Linked DNA regions of Homo sapiens: region 2 is linked to region 1. A link is a loop called in an ENCODE intact Hi-C map of the cell type or tissue named here. Cell type or tissue: endothelial cell of umbilical vein. All regions are shown on one strand. Links, peaks and the distances in the headings refer to the core of each region. The heading gives the core; the rest is flanking DNA.

Region 1 (5,365 bases), core at 185-5,184:
AGGGTGTGTTGGATGTGGGGCTCCATGGTGGCAGGGGCTGAATTCTGAGTTTGCTTATTAAGAAAAGGAACAAAAGGCAAGAAGAAACTAGAACCGGCCTCACTGTCCCCAGACAGGAGAATGGATAATGGAGTCACGGCAGATCGCGGAGGTGAAGGAACAAAACCTAGATGACCATCAAAGATACATATTGAAGTCAGAGCCAAAGAAACGGGCTTTGCGGGCCACGCATCGTGCGACGGCGCCAATAGGAGGTAAAGGCCTCTAAGTGGGCACCACGTGTGTGCCAGGGCTCATGGCCAGGGAGGGAAAGTGTAATGTCACCAGAGGGAATGGGACCGGGGTAGGGTCTGGGGCTCGACCTCTGTAATTCCTTAAGCTGGGAACACAACACACACACACACACACGCAGCGCTCTTATATAAGTCTCTGTAAATTTTTACATGGCTAAAATGCTCCTTAACATGAAAAAAATTCAAATGAAGCCGGTAAGCCACTCTGGATAGTCAGAACAAGAGGAGATGAGGCTCATTTGGTTAAGCCCTAAATCTGTTACCAGCAGTGTGAAGATGAACATAGCTACACAATAAGAAAACACGGTGAATTCCTGCTTCTCCTGTTTTACAACAGCAATCCTGGTGGTAGGACCCAGGCACACACCATTCATGGCAGAACAAGAGAAGAATCTGACCCTTCCGTCAGATTTCCATTTCCAGGCAGTGCTGCGTCAAGCTGCTGGGATGGAGGGAAAGTTGTGTGGAGATTCCGCAGGTGAGCAGGGCGGGGATGACAGCCCCCAGCCCGACCGCAGGGCCCTCCGCCTCTCACTGCGGACACTGTGTGGGGGCTGTCCTGGGCACCAGGGGATGTGAGCAGCTTCCTGGCCTCACCCACTGGGACAAGGAGCACCCCTACTGTACCCCAGTTGCTCGTGGGGGGCAAAACCACCCCCGGCTGAGAACCACCGTTCTGCATCACCAGGGTGTCCAGCACCATGAAGAACTCTCACCCGTCTATGGAACAAAGATGGAAGGTTCTGGCAGCCTTCCCACCCAGCCAAACTGGCCAGCTCCGATGGCTCCGGAGCAGCCTGTAAAATACTACCCCAACACAACAGTGATGTCAACTTTCCCGCTTGCCCCAGCAAAACGTTCTCCCTGCCTCGCAGTCCTGTTGACCTTTATTCTTTCTTTTGAACAGACAGTTTTGACACCCACTGACCTGATGCAGACACAGGTCTGTGCTGCTCTGTGTGGGGAGGAGACCCTCGGGGCCCCTCGGAAGCAGAAAGGGGCAGGCGGACTCACCGATGAGGGAGTTGAGGGAGGAGTAGGAGCTGGCGCGGCGCATCTTGTCGATGGTCTCGAAGGACAGGATATGCTCCTCATTCTCGGGGCTGCCCAGGGTGCTGCTGGCGCTGCTGCTGGTGCTGAGGTTTCCGGGGGAGAACGCCACCGCGCCACCAGCTGCCCGAGACGCAACGGGGTCAGTGGGGTGCTCCCGGGACCCTCCTTTTGGTCTTACAGTTAATGGCATGACTGAGATACATATTTTCTTCTAAATAAAGCTCAGCACACCCAGGCACAAACACACCCTGGTACACACACACCCTGGTGCGCACACACCCTGGCATGTACACACACCCGACATACACACACCCTCATACACACACACCCTGGCGCACACACCCTGGCGCGTACAGACACAACCTGGCGCGTATACACACCCAGTACACACACCCTGGCACACACACACCCTTGTACACACACACACACACCCTGGCATGCACACACCCTTGTGCACACACACCCAGCACACACACACCCTGGCGCACACACACCTGGCGCGCGCACACACCTGGCGCACACACACACCCGGCGCACACACACCCTGGTACACACGCACCCTGGCGCACACACCCTGGCACACACGCCCCGGCGCACACACAGGCACAGGCACTCACTGATCTCCCTGGGAGCCAAGCTCCCCACCCGCAGACCACAGGTTACTGGGAGACGGGGGCAGGGCACAGCCCTCCAAGGAGCCACCGCCTCAACTGCGGCTGCGCTTGAGCTCCCTGCCGCATTGGTAACGGGCCCGCTGGCTATTCTGGGGGCTGGCCTACGCCTCCTTGCCATGCTCACGTCTGGAAGGGTGACTCATCACCATGTTGGCAGATGGGACTTCAGGGCACGCACTTAGACGAAGGGGCAGGGGCAGAGTGGTGCTTACTCAGATACAGTGTTTCAGAAAAAACAACCCCAATCTCTCCCAATCCAATAACCCGATTTCCAGGATCTTACATTCCTCTGTCAAACTCAGGTTCTGCAAAGATTTGTTGAGGCTCCTGGCTGTGGCGACAGCACGGATGTTTCCATAGGAGCTCACAGAACGAAGTCTGGGGGTGCACGGGCTGTCTCGCACTGGGGTCAAACTCCCTCCCTCTGGGAAAGAAGGAGAAAGACAAATTACAATGGGCTTCCAGGTGGAGGCCAGCGTGTCTTCTGACACTCAGCAGCTGGGACACTCGGTGACGGCAGCTGCTACCTGTGCTGCAACAAATGTCAGAGCAGGGGCTGCACAGCTCAGGGAGACTCAGACGTGAGCGGAGGCTCTGCGGGATAGCACTGGACAAACAACAACCGCTTGTGGCTCTGTGCATATTAAATTACAAAAGACAACAGGGGAGAGGCTGGTGGCTGCGGCCTGTCCGAGTGCACACGAGGTGCATGGTGACGTGGGCCGTGAGCCGTGCTCCCCGGGAAGCCGCAGCAGAGCAATGACCGTCCACACTCAGTCTGGCTCACCCTTCTCCCCTCCTGGGCTTCCTAGAAGCAGTGAGGCCTCACTGCTGATGACAAGCCCCTGCACGGCAGAGACGGCTGTGTGGAAGCGGGAGGGGCTGCCGGCAGCGATGAGATAGGAACTGTACTCTCCAGTCAAAACGACACGTGTGAGAAAGCACGCCTGACATGACTCACCGAGCCACGGAGCCAAGAGCAGTGTGATGAAATTACTCATCGCAGGAAGACGGCCCCTGCGCTTTTCCGCAAGCTCCTACTGCAGAAGTTTTGTCATACTTCAAGGTCTCTGTGAGTTTAATTTCCAAAAAGGGTAAAAAGAAAGGAAAAATGTAAGAGGGTCAGTGTGGCCCTCTTTCCTGCCCTTTTAAATCTGGCAGGTGCCTAAAAAGATGAGAAAAACAGGGACCCCTTGCGGCAGGTATCTGAGAAACCTGCGCTTAGACTCTGCGAGGGTGAGCAAGACTGGGCCGCGGCCTGCACTAGAACCGCCAGGCGAGGTGCTCTGCGGGTTCACAGGAGAAGACGCCATACCTGTGGTTGCTGGAGAAGGCAAGGCGTAGTTCTTTTCCTCTTCTATGAACTGCAGGGCCACGGTGCAGAAATTGCTTTCATACTGAACCACAAGATGACTCAGAGCCACCACCAGCTCCTGCCGAGAGGGAGAAGGGACAATAACAGTCACTGGGGCTGGAAAATGATTGTGGAGCAGCAGTGAGACTTGAGTCACCAACAGAAAAAAGAAAGGTTAAGACAAAACCGTGCAATTGGCATCAGAAACAGGGACCATCCCTTTTCGAACCGTCAGAGCAGAGGCCTTGGAATAGCAGAGTGCTGGGAGACGGCAGGCCACTGGCTCACGGGGGAAGCCCAGAATGCCTGCCAGAATCCTCCCCACTGCTAGAGGCGCACGACGCATCGGGGGTCTCGTAAGGACACGGTGAGTCACAGGACTCCAGAGAGGGAAAGGTAGGAGGCCTCACAGCCTCTCGCTTACGGTGACCACTGGGACCCTGGCTGAAAACGCCGCTCTAGATCACACCCGATGGCTGGCGGCCTTTCTGAATCTGAGCGCCCCAGGGCCGAGTGCAGCGGACAAGCCGAAGCCTGCTCTTTTCAACACATGTGAAACTTTCATTGGTAGATGTTTCTAGTCCCTAAGAGGGAACGGGAAAAGTTGTAGAACTAAAACATCATCTTTAGGACCAAATGCCTTGGTCCAAGGGAACAGACACAATTTGCCTCTCTTTTAGGACAGTTCAGTGCTGTGACAGGAACAGCTGGAGATCCTAGAAGTCACTGGGGAACAGAAGGGGGATGTAGGTTTAAAAAGCGGAAAGAACGTTTTTTTCCCTACGACAACTTTTTCTGCCTTTTTTTTTTCTGAAAAGAAAAAATACGGATTCTTAGCAGAAAGCCAAGCGCTGTGAGAGGACCCCTTGCTAGTCGCGTGACGCCCCTGTCTCCACAGCGGCTGGATGAGCAGGCTCTGGATGGGCGCCCACCAGGGACCAGGGTCTTCTCGTGGCCACCCCACTCTCCGTCTACGCACTCTCTGTACACGCACTTTCCCACCCCAGCCTTACATGCCCCGGGCTTCCTCCTATCATGCTTTGTGGTTTCCCTGATGCCGGCCCCTCACTCTCCTAGGTCCAGGCTGGCTGTCCAGCTGCCGGCTCTTCACCTGCACCCCAAACTCTCCCTGCCCTATGAACTGCGGGCACCGTCTACTTTCCCTTCAGCCTGCAGCGCCCTCTTGATTTGCGCCGATGGAACTGCAAGTCTCTCACTGCTCAGAATGGAGCCCTGGCATCACCCTCCACCCGCCCCTCCCACCCTGCTGGGCACCAAGGGCCATGGCCCAGTGTGCGTCTTCACGGCCATGGCCCACGCCCCGGTTCTGGCGCTCGTCTCCAACTGCCTAAGTCACTGTCCCAGGCTCCCCTGGCAAACCACAGAACCCCCGCTGCCTTCCCTGTGCAAGAGGAGTGAGGCACTGCCGAGACGGGGCCTCCGACAAAGCGAACACCCACTGGGCCCCTTCCAGGGAAGATCAAGGCTGCACCTGTCTTCAGAAAGCACCGATTTTTTTCCCTTTCCTTCTGACATCAGGTGAGAAAAGCCAGAGCTGGGAGCTGGCATGGATTAACGTGCACCGAGGTGGTGGGCCCTTCGATTCAGGGGAGGCCAACAGGGGCCACGTCTGTTATTCAAGGGGAATGTCCAGAGAGCACTCACTCCCGAACACACATCCTGCTGCGCACGGGGCCTCCCTCGGGGGCCGCACATCCCTCACTCCTGAACACACATCCTGCTGCATACAGGGGCCTCCCTCACTCCCGAACACACATCCTGCTGCGTACGGGGGCCTCCCTCGGAGGCCGCACATCCTGCTGTGTACGGGGGCCTCCCTCGGAGGCCGCACATCCTGCTGCGTACGGGGGCCTCCCTCGGAGGCCGCACATCCTGCTGCGTACGGGGGCCTCCCTCGGAGGCCGCACATCCTGCTGCATACGGGGGCCTCCCTCGGAGGCCGCACATCCTGCTGCGTACGGGGGCCTCCC
Region 2 (5,365 bases), core at 97-5,096, 100 kb after region 1:
TGTTTTAATTTGCATTACCTAATGGCTAATGATTTCCAGGATCTTTTCATAAGCATATTTGCCATCCCTAAATCCTCTTTGGTGAAGTGTCTCTTCATGTCTTTGGTCTATTTTCTAATTTTCTTTTCCCCCTTATTTTTGAGTTTTGAGATATCTTTATACATTCTGGATACATGTGTTCTTTGTCAGATATGTGACTTGCAAATATTTTCTCCGAGTCTATAGCTTGTCTTTTCATATCAGCGTGTCTTTCAGAGAGTAAACATTTTACATTTGGATGAAGTCCAATTTACCAATTTTTTTTCTTTTGTGAATCATGCTTAGGATGTCATGTTGCTGTGCACATTTTAAGTTTTGGAAAGAAACAGGGAGGCAGCTGGTTGTTCTGACACCAAAATCTTGTTCAAGGGAAAACCTCCGTGTGTTGGGCAGACGACAGTGGGGCTGTCCTGAGACCTGAGCTCTAGGCCAGCCCTGCCCGAACCAGGCAGAAAAGGCCACCCAGGAGCTGAAGTGAACTAAATACCAGGTTCTCTCTCAGTAAAATAAGGTAGTTTGACTCAATAACCTAAAACAAATTTTTGTTGTCATCACTAGGTGATTTTTAACAGACCTTTTTGCTCTAGAGATGTGGAGCTTGTGGCGCTGTCTGAGCTCATGTGGCTCAACACGCGCTGGCAGGGCTCTGTCCGGAGTAGCCACAGACACAGGTGACCGGGGGGCTCTGTCCGGAGTAGCCACAGACACAGGTGACCAGGGGGGATGGGACAGCACACAGCAGCCATCCAGGATGGAGACGAGACACTGTCCCACACGGAGATGGAGGCGTGGGTAAGGCTTGGGCTCCTGCTACCAGGCGGAGGAGAAAGGATACTGCGGCCCTCCCACCTCCAGAGGAAACCATGGAAATAGCCACAGGGAGGCACGACAAACAGAAAACACCAAGACAGTTTTCACCCAAGAGCTGCCTGAATAAGCCAACCCAGCAAGGATAAAATATAACTGCTGAAATATTAATGGATATGGTTTATTTAAGAAATTAGATATATAATATATATACACAGGTTAAGTGTCCCTTTATCTGAAATGCTTGGAACCGGAAGCGTTTCGGATTTCGAATTTGTTCAGATTTTGGAATATCTGCATTATACTTACCAGTTAAGTTTTTTGGATTTATCACTAATCCGAAAACATGAAGTCCAAAATGCTCCAAAGAGCATTGTTTCTGAGTAGCACATCAGTGCTCAAAAAGTTTCCGATTTTGGCCTGGCACGGCCAGAATCACTCACGCCTGTAATCCCGGCGCTTTGAGAAGCGGAGGTGGGAGGATCGCTTGAGGCCAGGCGTTCAAGACCAGCCTGGCCAATACAGCAAGATGCCCTATTTTTTTTTAATTCATTAAAAATTTTTTTACAGTTTGATGCATTCCTGATTTTGGATTTTTAGATTTGGGATACGCATCCGGTGTGTGTGTGGGGAGGGCGCAGGGGTGGCGGGGGCAATATATACGTTACAGGTAATAGAGAGCTCTAAAACTCAGAAAACAGAGGGGGAAATAAAAGCCCCAAAGAAAGCGCACAGCAATACCAGTAAACAGATCTCAAGAACAGCTTCGCAAAACTGCAGTCTCGTCAGGGAACCAAACCAACCAGAAGGGGAGGGGAGCACAGATCATCTAGTCCCATTTTTTTTTTAAAGTTATTTTCCACGTGATGCTTCTGAGAGCCTCCACTATCTGTTTAGCCTTTGGAAACAGTCTTCTAAGTCACAGCTTGCACTGTTTGGAAAGCCTCTGGGCACTGAGCTCTGTTAGGTACCCATGCTGAGGACTGCTCACTTAGCACATCTGGTAGACCACTCCACATCAGGACCAGTGTCGCTTCCCCGGCCTTCCTGTTGGCCACACAGCCACCTTCCACGGTGGGAGTGAACCACGACGGAGCTCACCGTGCCCTCATGAACGTTTACACATAATATTCTTGCATTTTTCCCCTGATACACAAGGCAAGCACGTTTTTACAAGAGAAACTTGGAAGTGGGGTTGCTTTTCCTGCCTAATTTAGTAAATTCAGGCCCTAATATTAAGATATAACTTTGTATATTAAGATGTAGAAAACAATTATCTTGCATGTTAATTCTAGAAGAAATGGGGTTCTGAGCCAAAGGGTTTAAAATAACTCCAAAGTTCTTCCATACTGCCTGGATGACTCAGGATGAGTCACGATGAATCCGGTGCACAAACAAACAGAACAAGGCAGTGCAGGCCACGCTCCGGGTCCTGAAACACCACTTCAGATCCAAAAAGATCACGCGAGGGACAGACGGGTTGGCCAATGGGACTGGAAGGATTATGGGAGGCAAGTGCCATTGACTCTTCATAGGCCTGACTAAATCCCGTCACTTCATCGCTCAGGTTCTGAAATCAGTTTGCCCTGAGATAGTAAAATGGAAACTGGATGGCGACAGGGGGGGAGGGGATGGAAAGTTACAGAATATTAAAGGGACAGTTTCAGAAAATAAGGTAAGAGCTAGCTATGATCTAGCTATCATTTCAGTGGCAGCAGAAATGATTTGTATGCGAAGTGGTATGTTCTTGCTTTGGCTTAAAGTCTGGAGACTTTTTAAATGTTCAAAGGAATTCAGCTTTTTATTATTTTTCTTTTCATATGGCCCATGTTTGGTTATCTCCTGCACTAAGCCCCAGTGTGACAATCACAAACACAGCCTTAATCAGAGAACAAAAGAACACAGCCACATGAAAGGGAACATGCCATGTTGATAGAAAGTACTTCTGAGAAGCAAGAGCCTTCAAAAAGGAAAAGAAACTCATCAGATCCAGAGAGCCACAAGAGCTTAAAAATCCTACTTACTTTTCTATCAAATCCAGTGTGACGCCAGGCACCAGACTGACACATTTCTGCATGCAAAACCTGCAGAGAAAGAAAAGAATGTGAACGGCATGAATGGAACAGTCACCCAGGAAATTCAACAGGCCTGCAGAAAAAGGGAAGAGTTAAAGGTGGGGACAGGGACTACCACGGTGAACAAGTACACTCAGATTTCCTTAATTCGGCAGCTTTTAGATTTGTAAAGAAAATCTCATTGCCATTCTGTCAAGGCGTGAGACTACAGAGCTGCCACAGTGAGTTGTCAGGAGAAAGGAGAGAAGCCGTTTGCAGCCACATGAAGCCCGGTCCCTGGAGAGGAGCGCCGAGATGCTTAATAAAGCTCAGTCTCCAAACGAGATGCTGGAGTGGACTGGACCTGCCACTTCTTTCCTTCTTAAGGAAGTGAGCTGGGGAGACTGCTGGAGTAGAATAAATGAGTAGCCTCAAGACACACAAAAGAAATGCAAATTCAATTATATCATGTTCATAATCATAAAATCCTACAGGTCAGAGCTGGGTTCATGTCTGACGCAGGTCCATCCTTAGGAGCGCGTGTGGAGCCGGACAGGCTTTCTCTAACGTGGCGCCAACAGGAGGTAGGAAAGCATCTCTCCTCCCATCCGGGCTACTGGCATACAGTGGGCAGAATCGAGGCAGCAGAGTAAAAAGGCAATGCAGTATTTTTAGTAGGAGAAATGCAAAATGTTTAATTCACCTACTTTTAAAATTAAGAACAAATAACACCCCTTAAAAACATAATGGCAGGTGCAGAGCAAGTATGCACATCTCCAAAACACACTCGCGGACTGTTGGCTGGAAGTGAGTGATGGCAGAAGTGTTGGCTGGAAGTGAGTGATGGAGAAGGACAGTGGCCCAGGGGAGGGTGCAGTGCAAGGGTCAGGCACGTTCGGGGGAGACGTGGCAGTGACTCCTCTATGGGGGATGGTGGACCCAGGAGGGTACCCATAGCAGTGGGATAGGAAATGGGAGAAAAAGACACAGAGGAACTGAGAGATCCAGAACCAGGAAGACAACGAGCCAGAGGTGTGAAGACAGTCTCACTTTTGCAGCCCTGCAGGGCGAGGGGAGGCTGAGCTGGTCATCCTGGACCCCATGCATGGCTGCCAGCCACACTCACTCTCTCAAGAAGTGATACCTGGCTCAGCCAGCAGAGAGGAAGTTATATTCTTGGTTGTGGCTGCAGTAGTCAGTGTTTTATCGTTCAAAGAGCTGAGAAAATAAAAGTGAGGCCCACGTTTGCCTGAAGCTACAGAGCAGCCCTTTCCCACGGCATCAAGTGCCCCGTGTGGCCCCAGTGCTTCCCCGAGCCAGTCAGTGCCACTCTGAGTGGTCTCCTCTGCTGGCTTCACTTGCAGATGCTCTCCTCAGCCATGCCCAGACACCTCTGCACCAGCACAGACACATGCAGCTCCTACGGTGGTCCCAGGCAAACCAGAATTTCTCTGTGGATAAAAATGATCTACAGGAAATGCATTTTCAAATCTGAGTCCTATGCGAACCATGCTACTTTGTCTTTTTATCCATAATGTACTTACTGATTGGGATTTCTAGAGTCCAGTAATGACAGAATCACTTATATCAGACTCATCCTTTTGCCAATAATGATAAGCTCTGGACAAAATATTAAAAAGCCATTTGAAAATTCTGAACAACAAACAAATGCAGGCAGGAAGGCAGGAAATGGAAGGGCCGTGACCCTTAGAAAATGAGAGTAACTCTGCATGAATCACTTTCATCTGGCTTTTCCCAAGGGTGCTCCTCACTCACAAGTCATGTGGGGGTTAGCATGCGACTGAAAGGCAGCAGCCTTACTGGGTTGAGACCATGCTCAAGGCTGCCTGGATATTGCAGGCAAAAGCCCTAGGAAGAAGGGAGCCAAAACCCTCATGTAAACCTTCCCCGAGTCGGAGGCTGGCTCCTGAAGGGCACGCACACAGGATAATATTCCCAGGATCCCCGTGGAGGACAGCAGGAAGGTTGAAAACGCAGAGTAGAGATTTTGACATCTGCTTGCCACTGTGAAGACAGAGAAGATCAGGTCCTGCCAAACTACAGGGCTTGATCACATCTGAGGACATGGACACCCCAGAGGGATTATGAACCACACCTTAGAACTAAGATCAAAGCCAAAAGAGCCTAGTCCTATAACGAAGCCTCTACAAGATCAGTGTAATTGCCCAAAAGAAAATAACAGAATCTAGAATGTCTACAATGCCTCATCCACAACAGATAGTATACTATCTAAAATCAAGAGAAAAAAGTCAATAAAAACAGATTCATAGTTGGCCAGATATTGGAATTAGTACACAGAGACTTACACATTATAAAAATAATTATTGGCTGGGAGATAAGCATATTATAAATTCAGTGAAAATATAATGTTCCCTTAAATAAAAAATTAAAATGGGAATATCATGCAACTTTATTATAGCATGGCTATATGAATAAGCGTAGCA

The links. A loop is a pair of places that touch in the nucleus more often than their neighbours do. Peaks named below come from ENCODE experiments on the same cell type or tissue, not always from the same donor. Only the 100,000 strongest peaks of a DNase experiment are listed, where the experiment ranks them.
Region 2: it touches region 1 in a loop (9-fold over the local background); 4 of 110 quality-filtered maps call a loop at or near these places.

Annotation. Positions count from the first base shown.
Region 1 is chr17:80,889,808-80,895,172 of GRCh38, reverse strand. It overlaps RPTOR (regulatory associated protein of MTOR complex 1), which reads right to left. Exons shown (of 34, transcript NM_020761.3): 18 at 3,336-3,453; 19 at 2,304-2,444; 20 at 1,308-1,466. It overlaps LOC124904075, which reads left to right and starts at 3,002. Exons shown (of 2, transcript XM_047437253.1): 1 at 3,002-4,913. The coding sequence starts at 4,429. In endothelial cell of umbilical vein, for the core only: no CTCF peak of the experiment used is centred there; DNase peaks (open chromatin) are centred at 2,962 and 3,482; H3K27ac peaks cover 2,814 bases.
Region 2 is chr17:80,789,015-80,794,379 of GRCh38, reverse strand. RPTOR (regulatory associated protein of MTOR complex 1) reads right to left here. Exons shown (of 34, transcript NM_020761.3): 7 at 2,871-2,930. Among named protein-coding and RNA genes, the nearest start is that of CHMP6, 200 kb to the left of the region's middle. RefSeq lists a silencer at 4,045-4,124. In endothelial cell of umbilical vein, for the core only: no CTCF peak of the experiment used is centred there; DNase peaks (open chromatin) are centred at 299, 2,239, 4,209 and 4,629; H3K27ac peaks cover 4,794 bases.